2 separate regions of the Mus musculus genome follow, and region 2 is linked to region 1. The links are chromatin loops, found by intact Hi-C in ENCODE. Cell type or tissue: left cerebral cortex. All regions are shown on one strand. Links, peaks and the distances in the headings refer to the core of each region. The heading gives the core; the rest is flanking DNA. Region 1 has its middle 5.2 kb from the start of Upk1b. Region 2 has its middle 12 kb from the start of B4galt4.

The links. A loop is a pair of places that touch in the nucleus more often than their neighbours do. Peaks named below come from ENCODE experiments on the same cell type or tissue, not always from the same donor. Only the 100,000 strongest peaks of a DNase experiment are listed, where the experiment ranks them.
Region 2: a loop joins it to region 1, with 2.1 times the contacts of the local background. A loop is called at or near these places in 14 of 42 quality-filtered maps.

Annotation. Positions count from the first base shown.
Region 1 is chr16:38,802,687-38,808,068 of GRCm38, forward strand. No RefSeq gene overlaps it. Among named protein-coding and RNA genes, the nearest start is that of Upk1b, 5.2 kb to the left of the region's middle. In left cerebral cortex, for the core only: no CTCF peak of the experiment used is centred there; no DNase peak of the experiment used is centred there.
Region 2 is chr16:38,727,719-38,733,100 of GRCm38, forward strand. No RefSeq gene overlaps it. Among named protein-coding and RNA genes, the nearest start is that of B4galt4, 12 kb to the right of the region's middle. In left cerebral cortex, for the core only: a CTCF peak has its summit at 2,055; DNase peaks (open chromatin) are centred at 1,470, 2,102, 2,467 and 3,384; H3K4me3 peaks cover 605 bases; H3K27ac peaks cover 803 bases.

The sequences.
Region 1 (5,382 bases), core at 228-5,227:
CAGAGCCAAATGGCTCTCCGGGCCAGCCATAGGTGCTCTGCCCACACCTGGTGTGCAGCCAGTTTGTGCCCTGTGATTTCATCCCGACTCCATTCTGAAGCCAAATCCATCGTCTGTAGCCCTTATAAGTTATAAGTCTGCCCTCTCTGCCTGACCAAACCCGGCATCCTTAACTTTCCACTCTGTGTTTGAAGTATGCCTGGTCCCACACAGTGTCTAAAAACCCCTGGAAAAATCACTTTCTTTAGTGAGTCTTGAGTTTTGGTGAAAACTTTCTTGAAATGAATAAACTTAACAGGGCTTGAGTTTCAATAGACATTGTTTTTTCTATTTAGCAATTTGAGGCGGGAACTAAGGAGGAAGTGGGGGGCTGTGATGAGGATGTCATGTGAATATATAAGTTAGTGGGGAAAAAAAAACAAACCAAAAGTTAGTAGACATACCTATAGTCCCTTCAGCTCTGAGAGATGATGATAAATTCAGATAAATTTAGTTAACTCAGTTCACGTGCTTAGGTGATAGATAGTAATATCAACACGGCTTCTACCAGCTCCCCTAGACATTTCCCGTAAAAGAGACAGCTCCATGCAAACAGATCTTTACTTTAGAAGGGATTATGGACCATTTAATCCTCATCGATGGCTCTGATATGGAACTTTATGTGGACTAACCAAGTTCTAATTAACTAATCACAGAGCCCAGTTTTCCTTCCAGTGAGTGAAATCCTTCACAATACCTCTGATGTCCAATATTAAGGGGCGTGTTCTGAAACTTGGTTTATTGAGACGCACGACTGAAGATGCTCTATACAACCATATAGCTTGTGTCTAAGAGGTCGTATGGGAAAACATCTTATCTTTTCTGCTTCTGGGAGGAGTATACTTTTTCTTCTACCTTTGGCTGTGAGCCTCGCCTTTAATGGCTGAGTCACACCTCTAGCCTTAGACTTACTCATGTTCTAAGCAACTTGCTTGCCTCGATGGACTAACTGTTACACATTTTCAGCCAAATTTGTTCTTGCCTTCATTCTCATCGCTCTGTACAGCCAAGGGACAAACAGCCTCTATCTGACCAAAGTCAGGAGTTGTCCCTTTGCCTACATTTACTGTCACACAGCAGCAGTGACACAGTGGACTGAGCCATCCACCCTTCTCACAACTCTACTCTAGTTTCCTGAATTACATTCAACTCTGTGCTTCTCCCATTTTTTTTTCTGTTGTTTTGTTTTGTTGTTTCCTCGTTAGCCTGACGCATCTTGTCAGAAGACCCACGCCTCAGAGTGTCTCTCAAGTGCGAATCTTAAAGGCGCAGTTCCGTCAGGAGGGGCCTCACTCCCATAACTTCCTGGATAGAAATGCAAACAGGTAAAGCAACTCTCGGTCTCTAGGTAGGAGGTGGATTCTAGACGTTTCCTTGAAGATTTTTAAAAGTTAACCAATAAATGGATTTCAATGTGGCATTTACCTTGTTCTTCTCAATCCCCTGTGTGGTACTGCCCTATTTTGCCTCTTATGGATTCCCTCCTGCCCACGAGGAGTGCCCTTTCTGCTGCCATGTCATCTGAACCCATCATCCCTTCCCTTTCTTCTTCCATTAAGAGCTCTTCTTCCACTCTCATGGTCCCCATTTTCATATCACACACCCCACACACAACACACATACAGCACACACACACACACACACACACACACACACACACACACCTGAAGATAAAAAATAGAAAAAAAGCCTGACATTGCTTTTTGTGTTTTGTTCCTTGCACACACTGCCTCATGCAAGCAAACCAGAGTGGCACTGGATGAGAAATTAATTTTCTTGTTTGGGAGGTTTAGGGTGAATGCCTTCCCTTCGGTCTTGGAAAAACATGGTTGCTGCATAAGTCATGCTTGGGAAGAAAGCAGAACGCGTGTGGCCGAAGCACCAGTTATGTGAAGTTTGCATCTCTGTAAGTGTTGCTCTAAATTATTTTCTGCTTTTAACATTCGTAATGTTAGACTGACAACCAAACTGACGTGTGGCTATGATAAGATAATTATCGCCCCCATTTCTGTTCACCTCCTACTCAGTGGAAAACAAGACCATTTTGCTGTAGCAGAATTCCTTCAAGGTCTAGTGAGAGATGGCTCCACATTAGAGACAGTTCCAGCACGAATCAAGCACACACAAGTTCCTTTCTTTGCACTGCCCGCCGCGGGACTGGTGTCACACTTTGTCTCTGACACCAGGTATTTTCACATAGAAATGGCCCAAATGGGGCTGAGGAGAAGGCTCAGTTGCTAAACTGCCTTTCATGCTTGCAGAGGACTGAAGTTTAGGATCCCCAGCACCCACATAAAAAGCCAAGTGTGGCAGCAAATGTCTGTAACTCAGATCAGTGCTCGGGGACAGAGGCAGGCAGACCCTGGAGCTCATTGGGCAGCCAGTCTGCATCCAACCAGTGAGCTCTGGTTTAAATGAGAGACCTTGTCTCAAAAATTGGACTCTGCATGCATGTGCACCTTCATGCGCTTGTGCACACACCCACACACATGAACAAGCACATGAAACAAGGAGAGATGCCTGCTGGTTTGCAATGTAATTGTAATGGACGTATTGTATTCTGTTCTATGAATTTGAAATAGTCTTCCTGGTTGAAAATTCAGGTTGTTAAAATTTTTTTATTAGATATTTTCTTCATTTACATTTCAAATGCTATCCCCTTTTCTAGTTTCCTCTCCGAAAGTCCCCTATTACCACCCCCACCCCCGCCCTACTCCCAAACCCACCCACTCCTGCTTCCTGGCCCTGGAATTCCTCTGTACTAGGGCATATAATCTTCGCAAGACCAAGGGCATCTCCTCCCATTGATGGCTGACTAGGCCATCCTCTGCTACATATGCAACTAGAGACAAAAGCTCTGGGGGGAGAGGTACTGGTTAGTTCATATTGTTGTTCCTCCTATAGGGTTTCAGACCCCTTTAGCTCCTTGGGTACTTCCTCTAGCTCTTTCATTGGGGGTCCTGTGTTCCATCCAATAGATGACTGTGAGCATCCACTTCTGTATTTGCCAGGCACTGGCATAGACTCACAAGAGATAGCTAAGATCTTGCTGGCATATGGAATAGTGTCTGGGTTTGGTGGTTGTTTATGGGATGGGTGGATGTTTATGGGATGGGTGGGGCAGTGTCTGGATGGTCCTTCCGTCTGTCTCAGCTCTGAATTTTGTCTCTGTAACTCCTTCCATGGGTATTTTGTTCCCCATTCTATGAAGGAATGAAGTATCCATATTTTGGTCTTCCGTCTTCTTGAGTTTCATGTGTTTTGCAAATTGTATCTTGGGTATTCTAAGTTTCTCGGCTAATATCCACTTATCAGTGAGTACATATTGTGAGAGTTCCTTCGTGATTGGGTTACCTCACTCAGGATGATATCCTTCAGATCCATCTATTTGCCTAAGAATTTCATAAATTCATTGTTTTTAATAGCTGAGTAGTACTCCATTGTGTAAATGTACCATATTTTCTGTATCCACTCCTCTGTTGAGGGGCATCTGGGTTCTTTCCAGCTTCTGGCTATTATAAATAAGGCTGCTATGAACATAGTGGAGCATGTGTCCTTCTTACCAGTTGGAACATCTTCTGGGTATATGCCCGAGAGGTATTGCTGGATCTTCTTTAGGTTAGGGAAGTTTTCTTCTATAATTTTGTTGAAGATATTTACTGGCCCTTTAAGTTGAAAAAAACCTTCATTCTCATTTATACCTATTATCCTTAGGTTTGGTCTTCTCATTGTGTCCTGGATTTCCTGGATGTTTTGAGTTAGGATCTTTTTGCATTTTGCATTTTCTTTGATTGTTGTGCCCATGTTCTCTATGGAATTTTCTGCACCTGAGATTCTCTCTTCCATCTCTTGTATTCTGTTGCTGATGCTCGCATCTATGGTTCCTGATTTCTTTCCTAGGATTTCTATCTCCAGAATTGTCTCCCTTTGGGTTTTCTCTATTGTTTATACTCTCATTTTTAGATATTGGATGGTTTTGTTCAATTCCATCACCTGTTTGGTTGTGTTTTCCTGTAATTCTTTAAGGGATTTTTGTGTTTCCTCTTTAAGGACTTTTACCTGTTTAACAGTATTCTCCTGTATTTCTTTAAGTGAGTTATTAAGGCCCTTCTTAAAATCCTCTACCAGCATCATGAGATATGATTTTAAATCTGAATCTTTCTTTTCGGGTGTATTGGGGTATCCAGGATTCGCTGTTCTGGGAGTGCTAGGTTCTGATGATGCTGAGTGGTCTTGGTTTTTGTTAGTAAGATTCTTATGTTTGCCTTTTGCCATCTGGTAATCTTTGGTGTTAGGTGTCCTAGCTGTCTCTGGCTGGAGCTTGTTCCTCCTGTGATTTTGTTAGCCTCTGTCAGCACTCCTGGGAGTCCAACTCTCTCCTGAGTCCCAGTGGTCATAGCACTCTCTACAGGCAAGCTCTTCTCTGGCAGGGAATATGCCCAGAGGTCTGGGTCTCATCTCCATCTCCTGACTGAGGATGAAGGCCCGAAGGGACCCTGTCCAAGAAGCTCTGTTTTGTCTGCGGCCCACACGCTCTCCTGTGTGGACTGGTCTCTGAGAGACCCAGGATACAAGATTGTTAAAATTTTTATAATTATGATAACGATGCAGAAAGTATACATGTCCATAAGATTTTAAATACTCATTATTTCTTTGGTAAAAAAAAAAATTCTTAAAATTTCAATTTGTGGCTAATGGCTATATTTAAGGTGTTCTGATTCGTGAGCATTGCAGAGATATTGTGGAAAGACTGTTTCTTAGAACAGAGTAAGAAAATTCCCATTTCTCTGCAGTTTTAGGTAGTATCTTAAGCTAAAAAAAGGCATTTAATAAGCATTTTTAAATTCTATTTCTTTGGTCAGTCATAGGCTTTCAGTAGTAACTGTCTTAATTAGTTTTCAATTGCTTATATTGTCAAGACAAAACACCCCAATGAAGACAACTTATAAAAGAAAGCATTTAATTGTTGGGAGCTATTAAGACAACTCTGTTGTCTTGATCTCCGAATTGGGCCTCTCCCCCCAAGAAGAAAATGGGGTCAAAAGCGGGCCACCAACACACTGTTCCGAGAATAACCACAGAATGTTCCAGCCCTAAGTCAGCACCAGATGTCCTGACCACAAGATGTACCCTGATACCACCAAGTTCATGCTTCCCCGTGTAGTTGCCAAAAGAAAAATTTCTGCTGCCCCATCCCTCCTGCTGAGAAGTACTTCCTCTTTTGCTTGTGCATTTCCGATGCCCCATCCCTCCTGCTGATAAGTACTTCCTCCTTTGCTTGTGCATTTAAGTCTTGAGCCTTGCTGAATACAGAGACACCTTGATGCTACTCAAAATGCTTCC
Region 2 (5,382 bases), core at 168-5,167, 75 kb before region 1:
TGTACACAAACATTCGTCTTAGCAAGCAGCTCCAGGGTGGTCAAGGAGGACTTCTGTAAATAGACAGAGGTCCCTGTGGTTGTAGGAGACAGTGGGCTGTGGGAAGTCAAGGACCGTTTCACATACTGTGCTCCCCTTTAATCCACAGGAAGATGCTTCAAGATCTCAATGGAGACTTAAAACTGCAGGACTTGTCACACTGTATCAAACCTTTCATACAATGTCGTTTTCTGTATATGCATACCCAGGTGCAGATTCAGTTTATAAATTAGGAACGGTAAGATAACACCAAATACATTCTAGAATAGAACATTTTTGTAACAATAATATTGCACATTCCTATCTAGTATTTTTAAGACGTCAGTGACTGCGGGTACCTGCAACAAAGGGAACTATCACATTTTGAAGGACACCAAGGTGTTTGTTTGGGAACCAGAGAAAGGGAGGCTCTGCAGAGCCCCTGGAACAGCCCAGTGCCTCCTTCTGACTCCCTGAGTCACCATAGGCTTCCACTTCTCCGTGACAGATTTGGTGAGTTATCTTCTTCCTCTATCTCAGGGCCTGAACACAGATTTTTGGAAGTCTGTGAAATGTATTTGTATTTCGTATTTATTCATTGATTGGACTGGCCTGTCAATACATTCACAGACCATTACGGTTTATACATATATAAGGCTTATATAGTGAAGGTTCTTATGTAGAGAAGAAGTGTCACTGGCTGGTGACACTACTGAGAGGTGATTGGATCAGCAGGCTTGTAACTTCATCAATCCATTGTTCATTGGTGTTCACCATTACTTGGTGAATCCATTGTTAAACACGTGATTAGTGGTGAGGCCTATCTGGAAAATGACTACTAGAAGCAAGCCTTTGAAAGTCATCCCTGCCCCAGGCTTGCCCACTCCCCAATCTGCTTGGAATAAAGTGAGCAGCTTGACTTTAATCGTACCCTTCCACCATGACGTCCCTGTCTTACCTCAGCATACATTCAGCGAAGCCGGCAGACCATGAACTTACGCCTCTATAATTTGGGTGGACGGGACACACCTTTCTTTAAGATAACTTTCTCCGATGTTTGTCACAGCAACAGAACACTGACAAACACAGTGGAGCGCATTCCCTATGTCTACCTTGGGATTGATGTGGACATGTGGAGTTTGGAAGACAGCATCATCCCTCCACTGGTGGGATGTGCAGCATACTGTGAGATTGATGGCAAGCTGGATGTACCAAAGTCCCAAAGTCAGAGTGTCTGGTGCGTAGCAGTAAATTATTAAACCGCACTGAGCTCCCGGTGGTGGTGGTGGTGGTCACGCTTCTCGCTACCCACCAGAGTTCTCTGGATTCTCGAATTAAAAGACACACACTCGCAACCTTTATGTTTTGATATGCTTTAACTAGCTCAGTGAACCTCCACGTGGTTAACACACTCCCCTTGGTTGCAAGGCAAGAATTCTAAAGATATACTCAGGGGCGTATGAGACCAGGGTTTGCTCAAGTCTGTACAGGATATGGGCGAGACTGCTGGCAAATCTTGCTTGTGTGGAGGGAGGAACTAGATAGGATTCGATAATGTGTTACAGAGTTGAGTCCAGACTAGGTCCTGTAGCGCGGGGTCAGCTAAACCTGGGTGGTGAGGAGGAAGGCAAGAAGGTGTGGGGCAATAGTAGCTTCTTCATAGCTCCTCCCCACTTGCCTCAGTGAGACAGGAGGCAGGAAGCACACCCTGGCTCAGTATCTCAGCCCAGGAGAGAGGCTGCTTGGAATCTCATCTTTACCTCTCGTCACTTGCTTTAGTCCCACAATCATAGATGGTTTGCTGAGGGAATCCATCTATATTAATACTGCCTGTTTGCATGTCCATGAGTAGCTGTAGAGTTAAGAGGTGATGTAATTTTACCCTGTATTCCTAGAAATTATCTGTAAGATCACCATCCCAGAGTTTATTTGTGTAGTCTTAAACTATATACAATATTTCGGCCTTTCAGGAATTTGGCTTGAGTTCTTAAAATTCCCCAGACCTCCAGAAGGGGGAAATCTCAGTCAACACTAACATTTGAGATGTGGGTTTGCCATCTAGTGGGCATCTTTGAATCTGTATTTGTTATAAATACACGTGTAGCATACACATGTTTACACAGAGCCATCTGCACACCCACCCCAGAGTTTCCATGAAGTTATTTATCTTCCTTTCTCATCTTTAACGTTTATAGTCCAAGCAGGGTTGCAGATGCAGCCTTCTTGGCAAAGCGTCTCGTGTCTCCCTTTTATGTGCGCTAAGGGTAGAGGAAGGTTTTATAGTGTGTGTGTTCGCACATACAGTGGAGAGCATCGGAGCTCCACGGGGGCTCATTTGAACTTTCTGTACTTCTCCGTGTGTACCTTTCATGCTCCACTTGGGAATTACTGAGCCAGAACAGAACACCAAGAGACACGTCACACCACACAGGCATTGAGTCTGCCCCGCGGTAGATACTCAGTAAACATTCGTTTCCTTCCTTTTCACCCACGCCCACTCCCATTCCCATAAAAGCTGTATTCCAAATGTTCCAAATTCAAATATTCCAAACTCACAGTTTCAGTGTGCATTTGGTATGAGAGACACCGCTATCAGTGTAGCTCTACTACGGAGGCGGGGGCACTTAGTTCTGAGAACGAAAAGACGAATAAAACCTACTTTAGGATGTCCAGAGCAGGAAACAAGGGTTTTGCTAGAGATCTCAAAACCAGCAGGATAAATCTCAGGCATTTAGGGTAGGTTTTTAAATTTCAAGTTAGACTTTCCCTTGGAAGGACTATCACATCATACTGGCTTTCCCCAACAAGGAGTAGGGGAAAGATTGATCATCTCCCATATGGCGTGAGGTATTGAGAGACAGTCGGAGAGGGGATTTTAAGCAATTTTGTTCTGTCTAACGAAATGAATCCTCCTTTGATGTTTCCGTGGTACGGAGATGAAGATTTAAATTGCCTTTCTGTTATTTTTGGATGTGGTTTAGTGTTTCTTTGGAAAACGCCGTGTAGAGTCAGACTGTGAAGTGGCAGAGCTTTGTCTGGAAAGGATAAATGTACAGACCATAAAACTTTTAAAAATAGACATATTAAACTTTCCCCATGTGTCTTAAATCTAAAATTAAGCAACAGGAAAATGATAAAACCAAACAAGGGGCATTTATTTTTAAAAGCAATACATATGTTTGGCTAAAGAATTCGGAAAGTACAAAATACCATCAAATAGGGCTGGAGAGATGGCTCAGCCGTTAAAGGCTAGGCTCACAACCAAAATACCATCAAGTAGTAAAGGGGACATTTTTTCTTGTTCAGAGGTCCTTTTCAGTTCCTTGGGTGATTAGCCTTGCGGTTGTAATGCCTGTGCAGGCATCGCTGACGTCAGTTTCCTGGTGGAACTGCCTCACTGTCTGTTAACTCCCCGCTGTGAATGACAGGAACTTCAGCCTCTGATAATGCCTTTCCATTTCCTCTTCGCCATGTGTGTTTTTATTTTATTTATTTTTATTATTTTTTTTTATTTTGAGATAGGGTCTCACAATGTCGCTCTGGTTGGCCTGGAATTTGCTATGTAAACCAAGCTGGCTTTGAACTCAGAGAGAGCCACCTGGCTTTCAAGTGCTGGGATTAAAGGTGTGTGTGCCACCGTGTCTGGCAATTTTAAATTCCTGTTTGGTCAATATTAGTGGGGGGTTTGTTAATGCTCTGCTGCTACATAGGACACCTACATAGAAAGAAAAGAGGTTTGCTTCAGTTTATAGTTCTAGAGGGAGTGGGGGATCCAAGATCTAGAGTTCTGGGTTATTGATACTAGAATATTTCATCTCTGGCTGTAACTGTGGATGGGCCCATTTCTTAGCACATATCTCACAGGATTTTTAAAAAACTGTGTATGCACTGAGGGTCTGTTATTGGTTTATTAATATTTTAGATTTTTTACCCTTAAGAGCTGACTCATCTTTTACTGGTATAAAACAATCTATTTATCCTTATATTAAGGATAATAAGGTAATAATCTTCACTTTGAGGTATTTTGTTTGTTTTTGCTTGATTTTGAAGACAACAGCAAAAACTGGCCTTTCATTTTCTTTCTTCCTTTCTGTGTCTGTGTCTATGTATATGTGGTGCTCTCTCTCCCTCCCTCCTTTCTTCCTTGCCACCCTTCCTCCCTCGCCACCCTTCCTCCCTCTTTCTCTCTCTCCCTTCACCGCCCCATCTAAAGATTGAATCCAGGGACTTGAGTATGCTAGACACACACTCTGCTGTTGATCTATAGTTCCTGTTTCATTCTAAAAACTTATAATTACATTTCATTTCTTTGTATGTGGATGGCAGTGATGGCATGTGTTGGGGAAAAGGGCATGGCACCTATGCAGAAGCCAGAGGACAACTTTCAGAAACATTTTTAAAATCAATTCTTTAGCACTTTCACACAATATATTTTGATAATATTCATCCCCTATGTGGGGGCCCTAGATCAATGTTTCTCAACCTGTGGGTCTCGACCCCTTGGAGGTCAAAGGACCCTTTCACAGGATCACCTAAGGCCATTGGAAAGTGCTGATAATTACATTAACACCCATAACAGTAGCAAAATTACAGCTATGAAGCAGCAACAGAATGGTTAGGGGTCTGCAAAACACGAGGAACTGTATTAAAGGGTCACAGCATTAGGTAGGTGAGAACCTCTGCTCTAGGGGCTGTCACATGGTCAACTGCGCATGGCTCCAGACTCTTAAGTAAAACTACCTTTCTTCCCCTAGATGCTACCAGGTGTTGATAGTTTCTTGATGAGTGGTGGGAGCTCATGAGCCCTTCTGCTTCCTTGCTATGTTGACTGGTTTGGTCCTGTGTGGGCTTTGGGTGGATAACCACATAAGTTCATGAGTGCAGACAGAGGTCCTGTCATGTCCAGAGGACAGTGGTCTGCGCTTGTTCTCTCAAACTTCTGACTCTTACAGTCTTTCTCCTCCATCTTCAGTGATGGTCCCCGAGCCTTGGGAGTGGATTCATGATTTAGGGTCCCATTATTTTCTGCACTTCGATCACGAAAGGCAGTTTTTATTCAAATACATTTCCAATGTATCTGGGTACAAAGTATGGAGATACAGATCTGGTCTGAACTGGTTTTGGGTTCATTCACAATTAAGCAAAATTGTGTCCTCGAGTGAACTTTTAGGGGAGAATCTCCTAATTACCATCCGATACCTATGCATATATCTGTGCATATACCTACACATATACCTACACATACACCTATGCATACTCAGGCATGCCTATGATTAAAATCAGACGACTTATGGGACGGGGAGCATACCACAGAAAACTCATTACATAACCTAATCTATCAGTAAGAGGAGAGAATAATTCTCA